Linked DNA regions of Homo sapiens: region 1 is linked to region 2. A link is an interaction called in ENCODE POLR2A ChIA-PET data of the cell type or tissue named here. Cell type or tissue: K562. All regions are shown on one strand. Links, peaks and the distances in the headings refer to the core of each region. The heading gives the core; the rest is flanking DNA.

The links. Peaks named below come from ENCODE experiments on the same cell type or tissue, not always from the same donor. Only the 100,000 strongest peaks of a DNase experiment are listed, where the experiment ranks them.
Region 1: POLR2A ChIA-PET joins it to region 2 with 7 read pairs; 11 of 35 experiments call an interaction of 5 or more read pairs at or near these places.

Annotation. Positions count from the first base shown.
Region 1 is chr11:65,939,230-65,943,556 of GRCh38, reverse strand. The region is part of intron 1 of LOC105369350 (a long non-coding RNA gene); the gene reads left to right. Among named protein-coding and RNA genes, the nearest start is that of TSGA10IP, 4.1 kb to the left of the region's middle. RefSeq lists a silencer at 1,846-2,069 and an enhancer at 2,040-2,539. In K562, for the core only: no CTCF peak of the experiment used is centred there; a DNase peak (open chromatin) is centred at 1,936.
Region 2 is chr11:65,995,348-65,999,662 of GRCh38, reverse strand. It overlaps EIF1AD (eukaryotic translation initiation factor 1A domain containing), which reads left to right. Exons shown (of 6, transcript NM_001242481.2): 4 at 1-96; 5 at 266-313; 6 at 920-3,118. The coding sequence ends at 1,064. Among named protein-coding and RNA genes, the nearest start is that of EIF1AD, 4.7 kb to the left of the region's middle. In K562, for the core only: no CTCF peak of the experiment used is centred there; a DNase peak (open chromatin) is centred at 2,163.

The sequences.
Region 1 (4,327 bases), core at 1-4,000, 56 kb after region 2:
GGCTCCTCTTCTGCTCTCAGACTCCATCCCAGTGGCACCTCACAATGAGCACATCCAATGTAAATATCCTAAATAGTGCTGCTCCGGGTGAAGCTCTTTTGCCACCCAAAATATGCAAACTCTTTTCTTTCTAGGGGGCTGCCATCCTTCTCCCACACCTGGGGCCCAGTGGAAGGCACATGTAGGCAGCTTCACTTTCAGAAACGGAGCCCCTTCCAGACCTCAACCCCAGGTGATTTCCTGGACAGTCCAGAACTCTGGGCCACTTTCTTCCTTGGCAGAGGGCAGGTCTGGGTTTCTCAGGTTGATATTCTCATGAGGTGCATACAGACCTCTTTCCTTTACCACACTCCCTCCCTAAGTGAGCTCATCCAGTCTGATGGCCTTAAAAGCCACCTGCTGCTTGCTTTCTGAGACAGAGTCTCACTCTGTCACCCCGGCTGGAGTGCAGTAGTGCCATTACAGCTCACTGCAGCCTCAACCTCCCAGGCTCAAGTGATCCTCCCACCTCAGCCACCCGAGTAGCTGGGACTACAGGTACGCGCCACTATGCCCGGCTAATTTTTATATTTTTTGGTAGAGATGGGGTTTTGCCATGTTGTCCAGGCTGGTCTTGAACTCCTGGCCTGCCTCGGCCTCCCAAAGCATTGGGATTACAGGCATGAGCCACTGCGCCAGGCCAGCACCTGCTGTTTTCCACCCGTCCCCAGGTTTACGTATCTCAGCCTGACCTCTCCCATACTTAAATATCCAGTGGCCCATCTGACATCCCCACTTGGATAAATAAGCATTTCAACTTGACATGCTGAAGGTCAGACTACTGGCCTGCCTCATCCCAGTCAGGGGCATGTCTGAGATTCCTGTTGCTCAGGTCAACGCCCTGGCATGATCCTTGACTCTTTCGTTTGACTCACATTCTGCCCCTAATGCCTTAGCAAACCCTACCAGCTCCACCTTTGAAATACATGCAGAATCCAGCACTTCTCCAAACCAACACCCTCTCTCTTCTGGATCATTTCAGTAACGCTTAATCTCCGGCTTTTGCTTATTTATTTATTTTTTATTGACATGGGAGCTCACTATATTTCCCAGGCTGGCCTCGAACTCCTGGCCTCAAGCCATCCACCTGCCTCAGCCTCCCAAAGTGCTGGGATTATGGGCGTGAGCCACCACACCCAACCTCCCGGTTTTTGCTTTTGTCCTGATACCATTCTCTACTCAGCAACCAGTGTGATTCTGTGAAGAATAGAGCCCAGCTGGACGCAGTGGCTCACACCTGTAATCCCAGCACTTTAGGAGGCTGAGGCAGGCGGATGGCTTGAGGCCAGGAGTTCGAGGCCAGCCTGAGCAACATGGCAAACCCCTTCTCTACAAAAAATAATACTAAAATTAGCCAGGTGTGGTGGAGTATGCCTGTGATCTCAGCTACTAGAGAAGTTAAGGTAGGAGGACCACTTGAGCCCAGGAGGCAGAATGAGCCCTGATTGCACCACTGCACTCCAGCCTGGGTAACAGAGCAAGACCTTAACTAAAAAAAAAAAACAAAAAAAAAAAAACAGAGTCCATCACGCCTGTGATGGGTCCTGGGTCTCGCTGAGTAAAAGGCAAAGTCCTTACTGGCCCACTAGGTCCTGCATGTTTCACAGGTGTTTGCTCACAAGTGCCACCATGATCCCTTCTCACTCCGATCCAACCACACTCTCCCTTCGGTACGCCAGCCAGTCTGCCCTAAGGCCCTTTGCACCGACTGTTTCTTCTTCCTGAAATGCTCTCTCCCCAGAATCCACATGGCTTACTCCTTCAGGACCTCTAGGTTTCTGCTAAAATGACACCTGCCAAAGAAGCCCTCCCTGCCCAGATCCCCTAAGTCCCTAATAGGCACCACCATTTGCTCTGCTTCTCTTATCACCGCTTCACACACATTCATTCATTTGCTGATTGCCTGCTCAGCGATGTGGCTCCGGCCGTCCTCCCACTCTCTCCTGCATCAGCAATGTCTCATCTCTCTGGCATCATTTCCATCAGCACTACTGTTCCTTCTTTCTTGACTCACTTCCCCTTCTTCAACACTGCCCCATTTCTGTGTTCCCTTTGCAGCAAAGCCTTCTGAAAGAGTTTTCACTGGGCAAGGTCAATTTCCCCCTTGCCTTTCTTTCTTGAACCCACTCCAGGCAGGCTGTCACCCCCACCACCCTGTGAGCCTGCACCTGCCAAAATCACCGATGCCTTCCCTCCCACTAACATGAGGTCAGTGGCCAGCTCTTCCCCAGCTCCTCTGCCAGTTCCTCCTCCTCTTGCAGGAGAGGGACAGCTGCCCCGTCTGTCTTCTTTGTCCACAGCTACTCTGTTGCCCAGGCTGGAGTGCAGTGGTGAGATCTTGACTCACCACAACTTCCGCCTCCCAGGTTCAAGTGATTCTCCTGCCTCAACCTCCGAAGTAGCTGGGACTACAGGCGCAAACCACCATGCCTGGCTAATTTTTGTATTTTTAGTAGAGACGGGGTTTCGCTATGTTGGCCAGGCTGGTCTCGAACTCCTAACCTCGTGATCCGCCCGCCTCGGCCTCCAAAGTGCTGAGATTACAGGCATGAGCCACCACGCCCGGCCACAGCTCCTCTTTTACTGGACTCACCAGGACCATGGTTTTGTGTTTTTGGGTTTTTGGTTGTTTTTTTTTTTTTTTGAGACAAGGTCTCACTCTGTCACCTAGACTGACTGGAGTGCAGTTGCGTGATCATGGCTCACTGCAGCCTCGACCTCCTGGGCTCAAGTGACACTCCCGCCTCAGCCTCCTGAGCAGCTGGAACTAAAGGTGTGCACCACCATGCCCAGCTGATTTTTTGTATTTTTTGTAGAGACAACGTCTAGCCATGTTGCACAGGCTGGTCTTGAACCCCTGGGCTCAAGAGATCTTCCTGCTTCAGACTCCCAAAGTGCTGGGATTACAGGCATGACAGGCTCATTTTAAATAAAATCTATCAGACAATGAACCCCACTTTTATCTGTAGTCCAGACATCTCCCTCAAGCTCAGAAGGTGAGTCCTGCCTCCCAAACTCGAATGACCCAGTCCACTGCTCCATCTAGGTGTCTAACAGGCATCTCACATTCAACAACTCTGAAACTGACTCCCTGACCCTCCCCACAGCCCTCTCCATCTTGGCCTAGTGACTATGCTATCCTTCTAGTTTCTCGAACCAAAAGCCTAGGCTTTTCTCTCTCTGAAATGCTATGTCCTATCCAACAGTTGTTCCTGATTTCAAAGTGCATTCAGAATCTGAACGCTTACCACCAGCTATTTGGAGCATTCTCAACATCCGTTGTCTTCTACATAGACTTTCTGCTTCTTCATGGTCAATTCCCAACCCAGCAGCCTGGGCCATTTTTTTTTTTTTTGAGATGGAGTCTCTTGTTCTGTCGTCCAGGCTGGAGTGCAGTGGCGCAATCTCGGCTCACTGCAAGCTCCGCCTCCTGGGTTGACGCCATTCTCCTGCCTCAGCCTCCCGAGTAGCTGGGACTACAGGCGCCCGCCACCATGCCCGGCTAATTTTTTGTATTTTTAGTAGAGGCGGGGTTTCACTGTGTTAGCCAGGATGGTCTCGATCTCCTGACCTCATGATCCACCCGCCTCTGCCTCCCAAAGTGCTGGGATTACAGGCGTAAGCCACCGAGCCCGGCCAGCTTGGGCCATTTTTTAAAGACTTCTGCTTAAAACCTGCAATGGGAGCCTGGAGTAGTGGCTCACGCCTGTAATCCCAGCACTTTGAGAGTCTGAGGCAGGAGGATGGCTTGAGCACCGGAGTTTGAGACCAGCCCAAGCAACATGGATAAACCCTGTCTCTACTTAAAATACAAAAAAATTAGCCGGGCATGGAGGTGCATGCCTGTAGTCCCAGCTACTCGGGAGGCTGAGATGGGAGAATTGCTTGAACCCAGGGGGTGGAGGCTGCAGTGAGCCAAGATCACACCACTGCACTCCAGCCTGGGCAACAGAATGAGACTGTCTCAAAAAATAAAATAAAATAAAATAAAATAAAATGAAATACAATACAATAAAATAATAAATACATGTACAGATAGAAAACATCTTTATTGGTTCTTCAGATAATAGAAGTAATATATGCACACTGTCAAAAATTTAAATATGACCAGGTGCAGTGGCTCACAGCTGTAATCCCAGCACTTTGGGAGGCTGAGGCAGGTGGATCACCTGAGGTCAGGAGTTCGAGACCAGCCTGGTCAACATGATGAAACCCCGTCTCAGCTAAAAATACAAAAAAATTACCAGGGTGTGGTGGCAGGCGCCTGTAATCCCAGCTACTTTGGGAG
Region 2 (4,315 bases), core at 316-4,315:
TGTTGACCCCATTGAAGAGGGAGAAAAGGTGAAGGCTGAAATCTCGTTTGTGCTCTGCAAGGACCACGTGCGCTCTCTGCAGAAGGAGGGGTTTTGGTAGGTGGTCCCCTTGATCATTGGCTGTCTGGCTTCTGGAGGCATTGCCTTCCTAGCTTGGGAATTAGGGGAGGGAAGGTCATGGCATCCCAGGCAGACACAGCTGGAAGCAGCTCTTTTGTGAGAAATTTATTTGTCCTTTCTGACTTTGGCTCATCTCTTGGCATAGGCCTGAGGCCTTCTCTGAAGTGGCTGAGAAACACAACAACAGGAACAGGTGAGGAACAAGCCTTGGGGTGGGGTACATGGAAAATAAGGGGTTCATGCTTTGGTGCCTTGAGGGAAAAATAGAGCCTTCTTTCCTCCTTACATAGGGTATCTGTTGAGAGCTCCTAAGCATGTGGTATAACATGGTTATGAATGGGGTTTGAAGGTCAGATGCTCTGGGTTAAAATCTTGGCTTTGCCACTTAAAGCTGAATGACTTTAAGCACGTTATTTAATTCCTTCAAACTCTATTTTCTTATATGTAAAATGGGAGCTTTGTGAGGATTAAAGAAGTGGATGGCTTGTAAAATTGCTTAGTGCAGTATCTGTTATGTGATATGGGTCCATTAAGTGTTAGTTGGTGGTCGTAGAATCATTATTTCTAACTAAAACAAATGGCTGTGGCACACGTTTGGGGAGTGGGGTCAGTCTTTAGCCTGTTTCTTTGGCCACGTTTCCCCACTGTTTGCTCTCCTGTGTCCCTTGTTTGAGTCTTTAAAGGGTGCTGTAGGGCCCTGACTGCTGGGCCGGATGGTCCTTTTTTTGGAACTCCTTGATTGTAGATATTATTTTCCCAGAAGGCGCTGGGCTAACCCTGCTCTCTTCCCTTCGTGCAGACAAACTCAACCAGAACTCCCAGCTGAGCCACAGTTATCAGGAGAGGAGTCCAGCTCAGAAGATGATTCTGACCTGTTTGTTAACACAAACCGCAGACAGTATCATGAGAGTGAGGAGGAGAGTGAAGAGGAGGAGGCAGCCTGAGACTCCAGGACCCAATTCTCCACTTGCTCAGGGACTGGCCCCTGGCTCTTCTGGGCTTGGACATTCCCAGGGTGCTCTGCACATCTTCACCCCTGCATGAGGACAAAGCAGGGCTCCTCTCTGAACTGATCTTTTGATTCAGAGAATTAAACCCCTGGTGGGTTGGTGACTTGTTCTGGTGTCTGAGTGGCTCTCTCGGGGGAGGGAGATTGTGATGAAGTGAAAAACTGCTCCCTATTTATTAGAGACCTTGTGGGTGGGTGGGCTGAATGGGGAGGAAATGGGAAATGGCTGGAGTCTTTCCCAGGTGGTTTGTTCTTTCTTATTGGGCACTTAGAAAGTGCCAGGCCGTGCTCTGGGCCTTCTTGCATGTGTTTAACAGCTGGGAGCACTCCTGCTTCCTTGCCTGCTTGCAGTTCATACCAATTTAAGCATTCAGGATGACAGCCCTAGGACCTAACACCCACCTGCCTCTAAGAGACGCTCAGGAGCCCATGGTGCCTCGTGCTGTTCTCCCCGCCTTTCTAGTCACCCTGTGTACGGGAGTGCTCACCTCCAGCTACTGTGTCCATCCCCACATACGACCTCATCTCTCCCACTCTGCACCATCTATCACTTCCAGAAGGTGGCTGGCAAATCTCTCTATCCTTAACTTTGTTTTGAATGGTCCATCCATCTCCTGACTTTATTTGAAACCTGATTATTCCCTGAGGACATTGATTGTCTTATAACCTTTTAAATAGAGGCTGCTTTTCCACCCTCACCCTTCATTCTTCTAACCAGCCCTGACATTCTCATGAGTAACCTTCTGCCTTCACTTCCCTCTTGTGTAGCATCAATTCCGTAGTCCACCCTACACCCCTCTGTCTCCCTCCATTCTGTTCCGCTAGTAAAACCCTAACCCTGGGTAAACCCAATCATTCACCTCTGTGCCCAAACCCAAGTCACCATCATTAGGTGAGAAAACAGCCAGCCTGGCCACCAGTTGTACCTTACGTTTATCATTACAAACCTCAGATGGACACTAAGCACTGCCCAGCAGATCTACTCTGGGATGTCTGTTTCAAAACTTCTGTCTTATCTATCAATTCCCCCTTGTGGTAGTTACCACAACACATGCCTCATTAAGAAACAGCAACCATCAGAGGGAATGCCTGCCTCCCTGTTACCAGCTCTGCAGATGTGCACATATCTTCCTGTCGTAAGCCAATGGGACTTAAACCTTACCTCTTGTGTTTTGGAGACTATCTTTTTTTTTTTTTTTTTTTTTTTGAGAGAGTGTCTCCCTGTGTTGCTCAGGCTGGAGTGCAGTGGTGTGATCTCGGCTCACTGTAACCTTCACCTACTGGGTTCAAGTAACTCTCCTGCCTCAGCCTCCCGAGTAGCTTGGACTACAGGCGTGCACCACCACACCTGGCTAACTTTTTGTATTTTTAGTAGAGACGGGGTTTTGCCATGTTGCCCGGGCTGGTCTCGAACTCCTGACCTTAAATGAGCCTCCTGCCTCAGCCTCCCAAACTGCTGGGATTACAGGCGTGTGCCACCATGCCTGGCTAATTTTTATATTTTCAGTAGAGACGAGGTTTTGCCATGTTGGCCAGGCTGGTCTCGAACTCCTGACCTCAAGTGGTCCACCCACCTTGGCCTCCTAGAGTGCTGGGATTACAGGTGTGAGCCACTGTGCCCGGCCTCTTTTGCTTTCTTAAAGACTTTGGTCGGGTATTTGTGTTGTTGAGTATTGTGTCTGGGTGTGGGTATTTGATTCTTTTTTTGTTTTGTGTTTTTGGCTGTCCTGTCTATTGGATGTGATATGTTATGGATGTGATGTGTTAGTGTCGAGCGTGCTGTAGAATCTCCCATTTCTGAAACAGGCGTGAAAACCTGTACTGATTCCCACGTCCTCCAGCTACCACTTCATTTGTCTGTTTCTCATTTACTTTCTCTTATAGCGTGGCTTTAAACATATATACATTTGTATATATGTATATATGAATATAATGTATAAAATGTATGTAGATGTATATACAAAAAATAAACGAGATGGGTTAAAGATATGTATGTGTGTGTATCTATCTTTAATTCATCTGAAGTTTGTTTTTTCTGAGAGGTAGCAAACTTTCCCTAAAGGGAAAGTCACTTGTCCCTGTACTATTTCTTGAAAGGTTCATTCTTTGCTCACTGGAAATATTTCTTTTTTTTTTTTTTTGAGACGGAGTCTCGCTCTGTTGCCCAGGCTGGAGTGCAGTGGCGCCATCTCGGCTCACTGCAAGCTCTGCCTCCCGGGTTCACGCCATTCTCCTGCCTCAGCCTCCTGAGTAGCTGGGACTACAGGCACCCACCACCACGCCCGGCTAATTTTTTGTATTTTTAGTAGAGATGGGGTTTCACCGTTGTTAGCCAGGATGGTCTCAGTCTCCTGACCTCGTGATCTGCCTGCCTTGGTCTCCCAAAGTGCTGGGATTACAGGCATGAGCCACCACGCCTGGCCAGAAATATCTTTTAAAACATAAATTCCTGCATATATATGGATCTTTTTTGGAATTTCTAATCTGTCCTATTGATCCGTGTGCCCATACTGCATTTTTTTTTTTTTTGAGACAGTCTTGCTTTGTCACCCAGGCTGGAGTGCAGTGGCGTGATCTCAGCTCGCTGTAACCTCCGCCTCCCAGGTTCAAGCGATTCTCCTGCCTCAGCCTCTCCATAGCTGGGACTACAGACACTTGCCACTACACCCGGCTAATTTTTGTATTTTTAGTAGAGACGGAGTTTCAACTTTTATTTTTTTGAGACAGGGTTTCACTCCTGTCACCCAGGCTGGAACACAGTGATGCAATCATGGCTCATTGCAGCCTCCACCTCCTGGGCTCAAGCGATCCTTCTACCTCAGCCTACTGCGTAGCTGGGACCACAGGTGTGCACCACCACATCGGGCTAATTTTTCTTTTTCTATTTTTTTTTTTTTTTTTTTTTGTAGAGCCAGTCTTATTATGTTGCCCAGGCTGGTCTCAAACTCCTGGGCAAGCCATCCTCCCGCCTCAGCCTCCCAGAGGGCTGGGATTCCAGGCGTGAGCCACTATGTCCACCCAAGAAGTGGTATCTTAACAGTTTATTTTTAGTTTTGTTTAAATAAATATTGTAGAAAAATTAACAGTTTTTCATCTTCCTGTCCAGAAATGAGGTATGTTCTTTGGTAAGGTGGTGTGGTCTTCAAATGGGCCTTTACTTCCAATTTGGTTTAGTCTTAGGAGTTT